Regions from separate parts of the Homo sapiens genome. Here region 1 is linked to region 2. Evidence: read pairs that join two places in POLR2A ChIA-PET (ENCODE). Cell type or tissue: Panc1. All regions are shown on one strand. Each heading gives the region's core, and the rest is flanking DNA. Links, peaks and the distances in the headings are about the cores only. Region 1 overlaps PRDM15 (PR/SET domain 15). Region 2 holds the start of LOC105372812 (a long non-coding RNA gene).

The links. ChIA-PET counts read pairs that join two places held together with the same protein. Peaks named below come from ENCODE experiments on the same cell type or tissue, not always from the same donor. Only the 100,000 strongest peaks of a DNase experiment are listed, where the experiment ranks them.
Region 1: POLR2A ChIA-PET joins it to region 2 with 7 read pairs; 2 of 35 experiments call an interaction of 5 or more read pairs at or near these places.

The regions. Positions count from the first base shown.
Region 1 is chr21:41,827,553-41,835,878 of GRCh38, forward strand. PRDM15 (PR/SET domain 15) reads right to left here. Exons shown (of 24, transcript NM_001040424.3): 11 at 7,885-7,972; 12 at 614-781. Among named protein-coding and RNA genes, the nearest start is that of PRDM15, 48 kb to the right of the region's middle. RefSeq lists enhancers at 5,927-5,996, 6,777-6,896. In Panc1, for the core only: no CTCF peak of the experiment used is centred there; no DNase peak of the experiment used is centred there.
Region 2 is chr21:41,637,112-41,645,437 of GRCh38, forward strand. LOC105372812 (a long non-coding RNA gene) reads left to right here and starts at 770. Exons shown (of 2, transcript XR_937741.1): 1 at 770-950; 2 at 3,656-4,676. In Panc1, for the core only: no CTCF peak of the experiment used is centred there; no DNase peak of the experiment used is centred there; H3K27ac peaks cover 7,641 bases.

The sequences.
Region 1 (8,326 bases), core at 318-8,317, 190 kb after region 2:
GCTGGTCCCGAACTGCTGGCCTCAAGCGATCCTCCAGCTGCAGCCTCTCAAAGTGCTGGGATTCCAGGCGTGAGCCACCATGCCCAGGAGGGTTCTACTTTACACAGGACTTTGTGGTCTCACATCTTCTTTTCAACAAGCATATGCTTCATTTGTAATTATAAAATAATTTTTTCCAAATTTTAATGAAAAGGTGTATGAAGGGCTGCTGCTCTTAGTTGCTCTTATACTGGTTTTTCCCACTTTCTGTCATATTGAAAGCATTTTTCACAATATCTAGTATCTTTGAAAAAACACTTCTAATGACAGTGAAACACTGGACCCCACAAATCGTCCAGTTTTCTTAGCTCCTTCCCCAGTGTGGAACATTTAGGGTATTTCCAGCTGTTTCTCCTTGCGCACAGCAGGTCTGACACCTGTGTCTCAGCAACTTACTCTCCTGAGACAGGTTCTCAGAAGAGGATGAGCCCATCGGATGGCGGGCGTTTCCAGGCAAAGGAGCAGGCGGCACCGAACTGCTCCCCAAAGGCCCTGCTGACTGCTCCATGCCGCCCTGCCCCACCCCGCAGGAGCTGCCTCTCCCCGCCCGCAGCAGGTGCGCAGGCGGCCTCACCTTCCAGGTGCCGGCGCTGGTGGTCCAGCATGACGTCCTTGCGGTAGAACATCTTGCTGCAGACCTCACAGGCAAACTTCTTGTCGCCGTGCTTCTTCTTGTGCTTGGAGAGGTTGCTGTTGGTGGAGAAGAATCTGAAACACATCTCACATTGGAACGTCTTGTCATCTGTCCAGAGAGCAAACAAACACACAACGATTTTGAGGTAAATAACATCTCACGCAGGCACGCACGTGTGGCCTGAACGTCAATAAAGCGCGGGTGACGGGCATGAGAGTCACGGGGATGCGTGGCCAGGAAGAAAACAGCACCTGTGTGTCATACACTGTCTACCCCAGGAACTCACGATGCAGAGACGGGAACCCCGGTGCTTGAAAAGCAGACACGGAGCTCACCTTTCATCACCAAGCAACGCCAGCCGCCTCCCTCCCGGGCCACCCTGCCCCACAGCACCTGGGGACGATGACTCCACTTCCGTCAGGAAAGCTGCCCAGTCCAAAGCTTCCCCTGGGCCTGCACCCTCCACCCAGCATGACTGACTGACAGATAGAATGACCTACCTACCAACCAACCAACCAACCACCCGAGCAACTGACCACCCGACCAATGTGGCCGCCCCTGCCCCCAGGATCCCTGGTGTTGGCCCCTCCCAACTCCTTCCCCGTGGGCGGGCATCAATGTGCCCATATTCCCCCCTTCACCCAAATCCTCCTCAGCACACACACAATCACACACCACACAAATACAAACACACTCAACACACACCCCCCACACAAATACACAATCACACACACCACATACACACACCACGCACACATGCCCCACACAAATACACAACCACACACACCACATACACACTACACACACACGCCCCACCCAAATGCACAATCACACACACCATACACACACCACACACACACGCCCCACAGAAATACACAATCACACACACCACACTCAACATACCACACACACATGCCCCACACAAATACACAAATACACAATCACACACACCACATACACACACCACACACACATACACATACATGTCACACACACCATCACACACTATGCAAATACATACACACCCAACACACATCACACACACACACATGCCCCACACAAATACACAATCACATACCACACAAATAATATACTCAACACACCACACAAAAACACATGCCCCACAAATACACAATCACACACACCACAAATACACACATATTCAACATAAACTACACACACAATACACAAATAACACCACACACAGAAGCCACAAATACTCAACACACCACAGATGCAAGCCCCACACAAATGCACAATTACACCACATACACATTCAACACATCACACACATATAATCACACACCACACAGATACACTCAACATACACCACATACACAACCCACAAACAGACATTCAACACACACCACATACACTATCACACACCACACAAATACACCTGCACTCAATACACACCACAAATACATTCAACACATACCACACATACACCCCAAATATACACACACCACANAAATGTACTCATACCACACACACGAGCCCCACATAAATGCACTATACCACATACACACACATTCAACACACCACACACATATAATCACACCACACAGATACACTCAACATACACCACACACACCCCACATACACACATTCAACACACACCATATACATTATCACATACCACATACACACACACTCAACACACACCACACACAAATATACATTCAACACACACCACTCACCCCAAATACCCAATCACATACTACACAAATACACAGTCAACACACACCACATAAACATACACTCAACACATACTACACAAACACACATACTCAACACACCACAGAAATATACAATCATACAACGTACACCCACACATTCAACACACACACCACATACATACTCAACATACACCACAAACTCAACACACACCACACACAAAAATACACATTCAACACACACCCCACACAAATACACACACAACACACACATTCAACATACCCCCAACACAAATACACACATTCAACACAAACCACAATCACACCACACACTCAANACACACCACACACACACCCCCCACACAAATACACACTCAACACACACATCCACATACATGCCCCACACAACACATACTCAACACATACACCACACACAACCCACACACAAATACACACACAACATACAAACACATACGCTCAGCACACCAAATACACACACCACACATAAATACACAATCACATATCACACACACCAAATACACACTGAACACATACCACACACATACACCACACACACACTGAACACATACCACACACACATAATACNCCACACCAAATACACACCACACACGAATACACACAAATCACACATACCACAAATACACTCAACACACACACCACACACCTCATATTCAACACACACCACATACACACAAACACACCACAGAAATACTCAACACACACACCACACAAATACTAAACACACACCACACAAATACATCCACATACCACACAAATACATCCACACACCACAGAAACACACAGCCACACACAGTCCATGAAGCTTCCAGAAACACCTATATCCCTGCATCCCAGACCTCATCTCCAGCCCCTCCTGGAAGGTAGCCAGTCAAACTGTGGTTTCGGCTCCGCCCAGGACACTGACAGCCCCCCAGTGCCATCTGTCCCTCTGACTCTCACACAGGCACCTCGGGGGTCCTCACTGCCCAGTCCCTCACCCTGCAGCAGCAGCCCCAGGTCCCCTCGCCCTGCCCCCATCCATCAGATGTCTCACCAGTTGACGGCGACCCCGGGGCCCAGCAGAGCTGCATTCTCCTCCCTGTGTCGCCAACGTGGGAGGACATGACAGCTGGGTGACCCAGGAGCGGGGCACCAGAGCAGACTGCACTTCTGGGCCCCTGGGCTCTCACCCATGGACCAGCTCCCAGGCTCAGTGTTTGCCAAATATACAAATCCCCAAAACTGCACTGAAAGCTGCCATTTGTGCAAAGCAGCCGCCCTGCGCCTGTCCCTCTCTGCTGCCCGAGGGAGCCGCCACAGAGTGTCTCAGGGTCCCCCTGTCTAGGGTTTCCCTGCCTCAGCGTTTTGGGCCAGATCCTTTGTTGTGGGCCACCCTGTGCACCGTGGGATGCTGAGCAGATACCGGGCTTCCACCCAGTAGGTGCCAGGAGCACCCCTCCCCACCAAGGTGTCTGCAGACATTGCCGACAGCGTCCCTTGGGGCAAACGCCCTCCACTCTCCACCCCCGCCAGGTAGAGATTCACTGGCCAGGGCTCACAAAATGAGACTCTCTGGGGTGGGCCTTGGGCCTCCGCATGTGTCTGGCCTCACTCAGGTGATCCCAATGTGCAGCCCAGGTTGGGGGTGAGGGAAGCAGACAACCTCCCCCGGGAGAGCCAGGCGCTCTCAACTCCTCCCAGCTGGGAATGGACAAGGCATGGCCGACAGCGAAGACAGGAGACAGCAGTGGGGAAATCTATGCCCCATGGGTGCCACCCTCAGGACAGGGGAAGCGCTGGGAGGGGACAGTCCCCTCCCACAGCTCCAACCACGGCAGGACAGTGGGAGGTGGCCTCTGCCAGGGCTGAACACAGTAGAGGTGGCCCTGTGCGAGGCTTCTCTGCCCACATCCCACCCCACCTGCAGCGTGACCTCAGCCCAGAGCCAGCCTCACCTGGGCCATAAGAGGAGCACCGTGACAGATGCTACGCTGAGTCCCAGCCTAACATACTGCTTGCCTTCCTTCTATAAAGTGAAACATTATCCATACAGCCACTGCCCTCAGTTTCGTTTTGGCTTAAGATTTGATGGGCTCTGTCCGGATCCACACGACCGCATGGTATGTGTCCTTCACACACTGCGTCTGAGGCGTGCGTGTTTACAGTGCTGGACGTTTTCATGATCACTTTAATGGCTACGTGATATTCCATCCAGCTCACTTCTCAAAACTCACTTTGCTATTTTTGACACTGTAGATAATTTAGTGATGGAATCTTTAGTAATGCAGATTTTTTTCTTCTGTCAAATCTCTTTATCATGAATTCTTAGGAATGGGACCACTAGAGCCAAGCGCTTTGTGAAAGGCCACACCTTACAGCGCTGTGGCATCAGATTGCCACAGGCCACACCTTACAGCACTGTGGCATCGGATCACCACAGGCCACACCTTTACAGCACTGTGGCATCAGATCACCAGAGGCCACACCTTACAGCGCTGTGGCATCGGATCACCACAGGCCACACCTTACAGCACTGTGGCATCAGATCACCACAGGCCACACCTTTACAGTGCTGTGGCAACGGATCACCATAGGCCACACCTTTACAGTGCTGTGGCATTGGATTGCCACACTCCCCTCAACCTGGGCCTCCTGAACAGCATAGGTGAGCCTCCCTCCCAGCCAGGCACTAAAGAGCACAGGTGAGCCTCCCTCCCGGGCAGGTGCTAAAGAGCACAGGTGAGCCTCCTTCCCAGGCAGGTACCAACCAATACAAGTGAGCCCCCCTCCCAGGCAGGTGCAAATCAGCACCCATGAGCACCCCCTCCTGGGCAGGTGGCTCCACTAGTCCTGCCGCCCCGTGGAAGGCAATGGTGCTGCCAAGAGCTTCAGCTTTCTCCCTCACAAGCCCCTCGTGACCATGGAAAGAGAACCTACTTCAGGCCACTCCCCAGCTGTCCCGGACAACTCTGCCAAGCCGAGGGTGGCTTCTCCCGCAGCCACCCACTCACTGCCAGTTCAGGAACCCACAGGGGCACTGGGTCCCAACAATGCTTCTCCCTCCAATAACCCTGCGCCGAGGGGATCTAGGTTTATGTCTGAATAAATGAGCCACTGAGAACAGCTGCCTACTGGGGTCTGACGAAGGGAGAGGGGTGCAGGGCACCTGGGGATGGAGAGGGGATTATTGGGGGAGGCTGGTGGGCCGCATTTTGCCTGAGGGCCTGGACGTGAGCCTTTGCTATTCCGTAGCACAGTACTTATGGTCAGACACAGCACAAGGAACACGAAGATGAGTTACACCAGCACCTGGTCACACCACAAGGGACAGGCACCACAACAGGTCCCATGGAGGGAGCTTCAGAAAAACCCACAAGACTGTAACATTTTAAAACTGCCCCCCACACCCCTCTCCAGGGTGTGCTATGAGTCCTCGAGAGAGGGTGACACAAAGGCAACAGTGACCCATCCCTCTGTGCCCCGCTGGGGACCCCCACTGCTTGGGCCTCCAGTGCCACCCACCACTGGGAATGGGGAAGGCGTGACTCCCACATTCTTGGTTTAATTCTTGGTACAAATTCTTGGTTTAATTGTCTAAGGAAGATACACATTCTCTTAACTTCAATACTATAAATAAGTATAAGAGCATGCAAATCATATATTATGCAAACAAGCTCCATTTCAAGGTTTTTATCCTTTCTGTTCAGTCTAAAACGGGTAACCTTTGAAACTAGAACATCTCAGGGGAAGAGGTGGTGCGATGCAGGTCCCTGGCGCTCTGCGGGTTCTAGGTGACTAACAAAGGCCAGCACCTGGCCTAACAGCACCTCTGGCTGACAGGAAGCTGCTGCTGCCTTAGCCGCTTCTAGTACTTTGTTTTATTTGGGTCCAGAGAAATAGTTGAAAATATCAGAGGGCAATGCCTCTTCCTCAACCTTGAGTCTGCCTCACCAGAGCGCCTTAGCTGGTAGCATCACTCTTGGGAACCCCGAAACCCTCGCCTGCTACACTCCTGCAGGACTGCGGGGACCCCAAGGGGAGGTTCGCAAACAAGATGAAGGTTCATCTGTCTGGCCGGGGCTGCGTTAAGTGGAAGTCTTCAGGGGACTGTGCCCCAGGTTTCTTGGGAATTCTTGTGATAGGAGGGCTTAAAATGCAGGAGGTGCGGCACACTGGAAATTCATCCAGAAGCTTCTGGAGGCCACCTCATGCCAGACATGGATCCTTCAGAGCTGCTAAAGCTTAGGCAAAACATGACTCATTCCTGCCCCTCAGAACAGTCCAACCCCAGGAAGAAGGCATCAGGGAGGAAGAACCAAACCCTGGTTTCAAATAGGAGCCCTCAGAGTAGAACTAGCCAACCCCACCAAGGGCCCCCCGCGCCCAGCAGCTACGGCAAGGGAGCAGGGCCTCTCACATGGCCCATGTGCGACAGCCCTGGTCAGAGCCCCTGGGAGTCCGCTGCTGCAGGTGCCCTGTTCTCAACACAGGGGCGGGTGGCACCTTAACAAGAACAACACAGAGATGCAAGTGACAGACACAGAGCAGGCGGACAAGGACGGGGTGGGCGTCGAAGGCTAACCTGGTAGGTCTCTAAGCCGACTGCCGCCGGGCCCCCCCTCTCCAGGGTGTGCTATGAGTCCTAGAGAGAGGGGGACACAAAGGCAACAGTGACTCACCCCTCTGTGCCCCGCTGGGGACCCCCACTGCTTGGGCCTCCAGTGCCACCCACCACTGGGAATGGGGAAGGTGTGACTCCCACATCCCAGAGGGTGCACGTCATCACTGCAGAATACAGGGGCGTCCTCGGGCCACGTGGAGAAGCGCAGCCGGCAGGACGGCCTTGGCTTTCCTTTGGTCTGTTTACTTGCCAGCAGCAAATTCGGCCAGAGAGACAGGGGCCTCAGACGCCCCCCAGGCCCGAAGAGGCCACCTCTCCACTACAGGCTGGTCCAGGCACACCCGGCTTCAGGCCTCACACAAGGAAAATGCTTTATTTTTGGAAGCTGGTGCACACAAGCAGGCTCAGAACAAAAAGAATGCGTGCAGGGGCAACCCCGTTCCACCCTGGACGCCGCAGGAGATGTGGATGGAGGAGGGCTCGCGGTTAGGAACAACCTTTGCAAGCAAGCGAGGAGCGCTCACACTCCTCCAGCCATTATCCTGATCTTTTCCTTTCTTCCTCAGACGGCCCTAGAAAACATTGGACACTGCTGCTCCCTGTTTTTAGCCAGAACGGACCCCGGCTTTACAATGCTCTCAGTGTGGGGCCATACGCAGCTCGGCTGACAAATGCAGGAAGAAAATCAATCCCTTTTTACTGGAAAGTTTCCATCTGTGTATCTTTAGGGTAACAACTGCTTTGAAGCAAAATGGACAGAGGGAAATGTTAAAAGTGAGGCTGTCTATTCATGAAAACAATCTTTACTTTGGCCTAAAGTTCCACGGTCTCCGCGGCGTATCTAGAATCCGTACCGCACAGCGGCCGAGGGGAGACGTGACCGGCGCCCTCACCTGTCCTGCAGTTGTGGAACTCCAGCGCGCTCTCGATGCGGAAGGTCTTCTCACAAGTGCCGCAGCGGTACCTGTACTCGCCGTCCACCTGGTCAGAGGGACACGCCGTGAGTGAGATGGCCCAGCGCAGAGTCCACAGATGCCGAGCCCCCGACGTGCTGCCCGGGCGACTCCACGCCTGTGTCTGTTATGACTCTGACCTCCACCACCCTCCCGCTCTATTTAGGAACACAAAGGATGTTTGCTCTTGCTGTTCACCTGCCCTAGAAAGGGAACTCCACACTCAGGGAGCCCCACTCCAAGCACCAAACACCCCCATTCTCCTGACTCTTCCTGCTGCGCTTGTGGGCATCTGACCAGGACGAGGGGCTGACAGGTGGCCCAGGGACGCCAGGACACCCACAGCCTTCACCCGCTCTCATCCCTCCTGGGACTCTCCCTT
Region 2 (8,326 bases), core at 275-8,274:
TCTTGTTCTCAATCCTGAACCCAGGGGATGCAGGAGAAGCCTTGGATTTGCAAGGGCAGGGGAGACAGCCAGGCTGGCTTCTTCCTCCACTCAGGACAAGAGCCAGGGTTTGGAGCCAAGCCAGCCCCACACAGAAAAATTCAGAGTGTTTCGAGCCCATCTTCAGCTCCAGCCCCCTGCTCTGTGCCCTCTCCCCTTTCATCTGCCTCCCTGCCCTCAGTTCCCTCACTGTCCACCTCGATCCTCACCAAGGGGATCTGTGGAGTGGGACGCTTTGCTTTATGGGTCTTCTATGATGTGCTGGGCAGCCTGCCAGGTGTTTTCTATAACAACCCACTTACGAAGTGGGCTGGCCTTCGTCCCTTCTTCCCTTCCTTTTTCTGCTCTGCCTTCGTGTCTTTCCTTCTCTCTTCTTTCCCTCCTCTCTTCCTCCCTCTCTCCCTCTTTTCTTATTTTTTATTTTTTATTTTTTTCTGAAATGGACTCTTGGTCTGTCGCCCAGGCTGGAGTTCAGTGGCACGATCTCGGCTCACTGCAACCTCCACCTCCTGGGTTCATGCGATTCTCTTGTCTCAGCCTCCTGAGTAGCTGGGATTATAGGCGGGTGCCACCACACCGGGCTAATTTTTGTATTTTTAGTAGAGATGGGTTTCACCATGTTGGCCGGGCTGCTGTCAAACTCCTGACCTCAAGTGATCCACTCACCTCAGCCTCCAAAAGTGCTGGGATTATAGGTGTGAGCCACTGCACCCAGCCTTCTCTCCCTCTTTTGTTTCTCCTTACTTCCCTCTTCTCTTCCCTCCCTCTCTCCCTCTTTCTTTCCTTCCTTCCTAATATATTTTTTGCTGAGTACCTATAATGTGCCATGCATACTCTAGACCCTGCGAAAGGACTCACCTCAAGGAATTCACATTCTCGACAAGGGGAGACAGACACAAAGAAATAAGCAGGTAAATCTGGGAAGCCTCCTATGGTAGTAAGTCCTTTGGAAAAGATGAAGCTGGGGAGAGAGATTGAGAGGGTCAGAATTTTAAATTGGGTATTCAGGTGAGATTTGAGCAGAGGCCTAAAGAGGTGTGGGAACACCCCAAGCAGGTAGCTGGGAGAAAAGAAGGTTAGGCTGGGAGACCAGTAAGTGCAAAAGTCCTAAAGCAGGACTGTGCTTGTGGCGTTTGACAACAGCAAAAGGCATGTGACCTGAGGTCAGAGAAGAAGCAGAAATGACAAACTACCCCCACACTGCACAGCTGAAAACAACCCATTTTATTTCTTCATGAGTCTGCAATCTGGGCTGGGCTCGTCTGGGCGGCTCTTCTGCTGGTCTTGCTGGTGGCCCTCCATGTGGCTGCTGTTAGCTGGGATGTCAGCTGGGCTGGCCAGAATGGGGGTGCTGGGATGACTGGATTTCTCTCTCTATGTCTCTCCATGTGGTCCCAGGGCCTCTCTCCCTTCTGTGGCCTTTCTGTGTGTTCTCTCCATGAAACTTTTGGCAGGATAGCTGGCCTTCTTATGTGGTGGTTCAGAGCTCCCAAGAGTGCAAAAGTGGAGGCTGCCAAGTCTTCTCAAGGCTTAGGCCCATAAGTGGCACAGCACCACTTCTGCCACATTTAATTAATTAAAGTGAGTCCCAGGGTCCACCACATTTAGGGGGAGAGGACTGTGTAAGGGCATGAATGTTCAAGATGTGTGTTCTGCAGTGGGCAGGTCTATGCAAACCTACCTCCAAAGTCTGAGGAAGCTGAGAGGCTGAAGAAAGAGGCTGAAAAATCCAGTTTCTTAGAAAGAAATATTTATTTATTCATTAATTTTTTTAGAGACAGGGTCTTGCTCTGTCACCCAGGCTGGAGTGTAGTGGCTCAATCATAGCTCACTGCCGAGTTAAACTCCTGGGCTCAAGTGATCCTCTAGCCTCCGCCTCCCTAGGAGCTGGGACTATAGGTGTGAGCCACCGTGGTAATCCAGAAAGAAACATTTAACAGGAACGTGTGAACAGAAGCCATGTCTATATCTCTGTCAGCAGCAAGACTAGATGGTGGATCCCCATTACTCCTCAGACTTACACAGTGCCAGAAGGAAGGTGTAGGACAATTGTAGGGAAATTTCACATATGCAAGAATGCTATGTGAATTTGCCTAAGGACAGGAGTTATGGTCAAGGTTGTTTTGACCTAAGGGTGAGATTTAAGTGGGTGCTCTTACACAACAAACAGCAGATAACTTAGAAATCATAGAGGCCTTCCGGAACTGGGGTCTATTCAAAGTCAGCATGGTGGGTTGGCATCCAAGCTGGAGTTGCTTTCGCCTCCACGTGTGGTTCCCGGGGGCCGGGAGCACAGATCACGGAGGGCAAGGCCCAGCAGCAGAGCCTTGCCTGGAGACCCGGTAGAAATGCCAGTTATCAGGCCCACCCCAGGCCTGCTGCCTCCGAACCACGCTGGCAGGGATTCTGGGGTTCCTCACGCTGCCAGCTCTCTGGCTCTCTACTGTTGAGAACAGTGAATATAGGGCTCTGTAGACTGTTGAAAGGACTTTGGCTCTTGCTTTGCATGAAGTTGGAAGCCACTGGAGAAATGGCTTAGAGCAGAGGTGTGCTCAGAGAATCCCTGTGAATGGGGCAGGGCACTCAAGACCAGGTGGGGGCTGTGGCCAGGACACAGGTGAGAGCCTGATGGAGACGTGGCCCAGGGTGGCGTGGAGGGGAGAGAGAGAGGTGCCTAGGTGGGGACAGTTGAAGTGGAGCCACTAGGAATTCCCAACACATTTGATATAGACTGTGAGGGGGGCCAAGGGTGCTGAGGCAGGATCATGCCTGCAATGTTCAGGAAACCGAGAACACTAACAGGCTAGAAGCAGTGCAGTGGAGAGACGGAGCAAGTGAAATGAGTGTTGCTTCCAGCTGTGAAGTTCCAGGGTGTTTGTCACCCCCTGGTCCCTCTCAGGCCTCAGCTGGACCAACCAGAAGAGTGGCATTTCCACTGCAGAGCTAAGGAGAAAGATTGCTGCAGGTGCGGGAGGCAGCCAGGAGCTCAGCTGGGATGAGTTCAATGTGGATGCTCTTAAGACACGAACAGCTACGCAAGTCGAGAGGTCTGGGGGAGCCATACAGCCATGGAGGTGGAGCGCTCTCCATCCTAGAGATGGGTCTATTTTGTAGTCAGCATCTAGGTACCTAAAGTCTTGGGACTAGATGGATTTTCTTTTCTTTTCTTTTCTTTTTTTTTTTTTTTTGAGACGGAGTTTTGCTCTTGTCCCCCAAGCTGGAGTGCAATGGTGCGATCTTGGCTCACTGCAACCTCTGCCTCCTGGGTTCAAGCGATTCTCCTGCCTCAGCCTCTCGAGTAGCTGGGATTACAGGTGCCCACCACCATAGCTGGCTAATTTTGTGTATTTTTAGTAGAGATGGAGTTTTACCATGTTGGCCAGGCTGGTCTCAAACTCCTGACCTCAGGTGATCCACCCACCTCAGCCTCCCAAAGTGCTAGGATTACAGGTGTGAGCTACTGCTCCTAGTCGACTGGATGGATTTTCTAGGATGTGAGGGTGGAGAAAAGAAGACGTGAGGGAGGCAGCAGAGATTGAAAAGGTGTGGGGGTAGAATGATGCCCTTGCTGAGGTTGAATTTTTTACAAGTTAAAAGTATGACTCTTATGTAACAGGAGCATCTGTCAATGGTTTATGGAACTCAGTATGGAAGCCAGCATGGTGGCAGAGCTGGTTCAAAAAGTAGAAAAAGAATGAAAGACTACAGTCTCTGACAGAAGGCATGCTGGAAGGATGTTGCCAGATCACAGGGCCCTAGGGTGCAATAAAACAGTCCCTGTTGGGTGATGATCTATTGTTCAGTAAGCTATCAGCATCTCGACAAGACAAATTCAACTGTATTGCCAGCAGATAGAGTCAGTTGCATCACTGTCCATTTTCTTCAAGTTAATATGAACCCTGGCAGAGATGTCAAATGTCCCATCAATGGAAAATAGTCAAAGCAAGAGGCCGTGCCCCTGAGATAACTAGCGGTCTCTGACATGCCACCACCGGTTCCTGAGAGCTTGTTAACAAGACAGTGTCTGACCTGAGATAAGGAGGTGACCATCGTTTCAAAACAGTTGAGAACTAACTCCTGCATGTTGGTTGTTGCTGTCACTAACTATAGAAGAGAAATCCACGTGGGATCATCTAAACCTGGCAGAGGTTGCATGGCCAGAATGTGCTGGGTCACACTCAAACTCTGGTCTCTCTGACACCAAGGACCACAGATGCTGAGTCCAGCCAGCACTTTCCAATGACCTCAGTCCCTCTCAGGACAGGCCCATCCAAGGAGGATTTGCCTCAAGGGGAAAGCAATGACTAGCCCAAAAAGAATGACCTGGCAGGGAAGTGCCTGGGCTGGGGGAGGCACTTCCAATACCCTCCCTAAAATGCAATTTTTATCCACTTTTCTTTGCACAATATTTATTATTTCCAAAGAGTGTCTAAAGACCGACTACAGAGGAGAGATTCCAGCCCCCTTCATGCTGCAGATTGTTAGAGCTAGGGCTGCACGTTCCCTGGGACAGGGACAAGCCCATGTTAGGAGGCTGCTTCTCACGGGGAGTGCCCTGAGTGTGGTGGATGCTAACATTTTGGGTAATAGAACAAGACACAGGCTTTCACTGAATCTGTCTTTTCAGCAAAGGTAAAGAAAAAAAAGGCAGAAAGGAAAGAAATCATCCTATGGGTACTGTGGGAGAGGGCCAGGAAGAGCCAGAGAAATCCACAAAGTTCAAAACGGCCAGACCCTATCAGGTTCCCCAGGGAGCCAGCAGCTTATCACAGCTTAGTCACAGGGTTGTGAGAAAACCCATGCCTCACTGGAAACCCCCCAAAGAACAATGACCCCCTTGATCCAAATCACGTCGTGGCCCCCGGAGTGCTCAGATCCTATCATCAGGAACACAATATCCCCATTTCAGGGCCTCCGTCAGAAGGCTGGCCGGCACATCCGTGAGTCACAGAACGGAAAGGAAGGCAGCGCGCATGTTCATGGAAAGAAATCCTGTTTGTCTCTCTCCTTTCTTCTGATACAAATGCAGACAGTTTCCCAGTTGTCAAAATTGAACATGATACGAGGAAAATAGCTTGGTAAAAAACATGCATTAGTCATTCAGCAGTAAAATTTTCCAAGTTTTACTCATCTCATCATCTTGACCACTAAATGGACTTTCAACAGTGGATTTCTCTGAGAGTGGCACAAGTGTGTTAAGGAATTGTCACAGGCATGGCGCCTGCTCTGAGCTCTGGGGGCTTAGACCCCTCAAAAGCTCACAGCCCCTGGAATTCACTAAGCTGCAGAGCACAGGGGCTACTAAATATTTCTCCAACTGGACAGACTTTCACGTGGGGATAGACAGGATTGAATTACCCAGATTCAGAGAAAAAGGGTCTATTATCTCATAGAACAGTCTGAAGTTCAACCAGGAAGCCATATTTTCCACTTAAAACCACAGGGCAGTTATCCAATCTCTGTGCAATTTCATCAGAGGAGAGGTGAGACTGTCGGGGGGCGGCAGGGCTGACTGGGAGGCTGTGGAGAGGGTGTGTTTAGGATGGGCGACCTTTCCTGTGGGCTAAGGTAGGAAAGCAGAAAACAGTTAGTGTGAGATTCTTGGTGTCCTCAAGAGCAGCCTGTGTAACAGAAAAGACCGTTCTTAGTTCCTTCACTTTTGATTAACATCGAAGGTATTGTTTCACATTTCTAATGTCTAGTTTTCCTTGGGTTTTTAATAGCACTTTCAGGAAGACTTAATTCAATTAATGTTTGGCCAGGGGAGGTGGCTCACGCCTCTAATTCCAGCACTTTGGGAGGTTAAGGTGGGAGAATCACTTTAATTCAGAAGTTCCAGACCAGCCTGGGGAGCACAGTGAACTCCTGTTTCTACAAAAATAAATAAATAAATAATAAACAAAATTAGCTAGGCATGATATAACTAGCCTGTGGTCCTAGCTACTCAGGAGGCTGAGGCAGGAGGATCACTTGAGCCCAGGAGTTCAAGACCAGCCTGGGCAACAGAATGAAACCCCATTTCTACAAAAAAAAAAAAAAAAAAAATTAGCCAGGTGTGGTGGTGCTAGGCTGTGGTCGTGGCTCCTCAGGAAGCTAAGGTGGGAGTATCGCTTGAGCCTAGGAGGTCAAGGCAGCAGTAAGCAGTGACTGTGCCACTGTACTCCAGCTGGGCAACAGAAGGGAGACACTGTCAAATATATACATATATACTACAATGGCTATTACTACAAATAGCTTAGAATAACTACAGTGAGGGCCGCCGCAGAGACTGGAGCTCTCACACCCTGTGGTTAGGAATGTAAAATGGTATAGGCACTTTGGAAAACTGACAGATTCTTGGCAATTAAATACACAATACCACATGACCCCATCGTTCTACTCAGAGCTATTTATTCAAGAGAAGTGAAAGCCTGTGCCCAAGTGAAGACTTTTGCATAAATGTTCATAGCAGCTTTATTTGTAATAGCCAAAACTAGAAACAACCCAAATGTCCATCAACAGGCGAGACGGATAAACACATCGTGGTATATCCGCGCATGGAAGGAGGCATATACTTTCTGTCTTGTTGTTGGGGTGGTTTCAGGACATGCCCATGTGTCGACACATGTCAAATTGTACACTCTGAGTATGTATAGTTTATTATATGGCAATTATACCTCAATTACCTTGTTTAAAGCCTTAAAAATGCTTTCCAGATTAGTAGTAATTGGGGTCAGGGCTCAGGGGAAGGTCAAAAGAAAACTTTTTAGAGTGATAAAAATGTTCTATTTCTTGATTGTGGTGATGGTTACACTACAGCTACCAATTGCTAAATTACAATGGGTGGATTTTATTGGATATAAATTGTAACTCAATAAAGCTGGGGAAAAATAAATTTGCACTGAAATATCTTTGCATATTAGGACAAGGGCAGAATACTGTGGTAACATGTAATTTTTATTTCTAATAAAGCAGACATTGTAGTTGCAGAGAAAAAAATTAAATTTAAATTTAAATTTTCATTTCTCTTGGACAAATATCTAGGAGTAGAACAACGAGGTCATGCGGTAGTTGTATGTTTAATTTTCAAGAAACCCTCAAGAAACGCTTTCTCAAAAGGGAAAAATAACATGTTTACATTGAAGCAAAAAACTAATATCTTCTTTTTTGTATTGATTATCTGAATATTAAAAAACAATTACAAGCTGAATAATTATTCTTTTTTTTTTTTTTTTTTTTTTGAGATAGAGTCCCCAGGCTGAAGTGCAGTGGCATGGTCTCGGCTCACTGCAACCTCTGTCTTTTGGGCTCAAACAATTCTCCTATCTCAGCCTCTCCAGTAGCTGGGACTACAGGCACGTACCAGCATGCCCGGCTAATTTTGGTATTTTTTTGTAGAGACAGGGATTCTGCCATGTTGCCCAAGATGATCTTGAACTCTTGGGCTCAAGTGATTCTCCCACTTTGGCCTCCTAAAGTGCTGCGATTACAGGCAGGTGCCACTGTACCCAGCCTGAATAATTATTCTTGATACCTAGTCACATTCTTTAATCAGTTTTTTAGCCTTATTTGATTCTATCACCATTAGTGGCATTTTTTCAGAAGAATGCATTATTTTCAGAGCTATCTTATTTTAATCTCTCATAAAATTGCCTAGAAACTTCTTTAAGAAGACATTTTTGTGGCTAATGAATTTGAATTTGCCGACCAGCTAAGTGGAATCTTCTCCGTAGACCCTGAGGTTGTCAGATGAATGAGCATCTGTGGATGAGCTAACTCTGCTCAGGACAAGACAGTTTCAATTTTTTCTAATGGAAAGGTCAATATTTCACCGAGATATTGTCACAGATCCTGTGTTCTGACTTCAATCCAAAGGATCTTTCTTTCCTAAGTGTCTTTATAGGGCAAATTGGGTCAAATAGGCTTTTTTCATGCATGATTCTTTTAAATATTTTGTCAAATTTAGGTGTTAAAAGTCATAGGCCTTTTCAATTTTACTCCATTCTGATACATACTATACATATATCCAATTAAAATAAGAGCTCTACAAAATTTGTTCCACACATTGAGACACTTCAGGAATAAATTTTAGAATTCCAAAGTCACTCTCCTACACGGGGTAGACATCATGCATTTTACTCAGTTCCTCTCTTACTTTTGTGGTGACAAATTTAAATAGTCTTTCTGTTTGCAATCTTGTTTTTAATAATTGTAATAATTTGCTAAAAGTTTCAAAAGTTTTTAGTTATGTATTTGTTGAATGGTTTGATTAAAGATTTCCCACTGATTTGGAACTAAATGCAAGGTA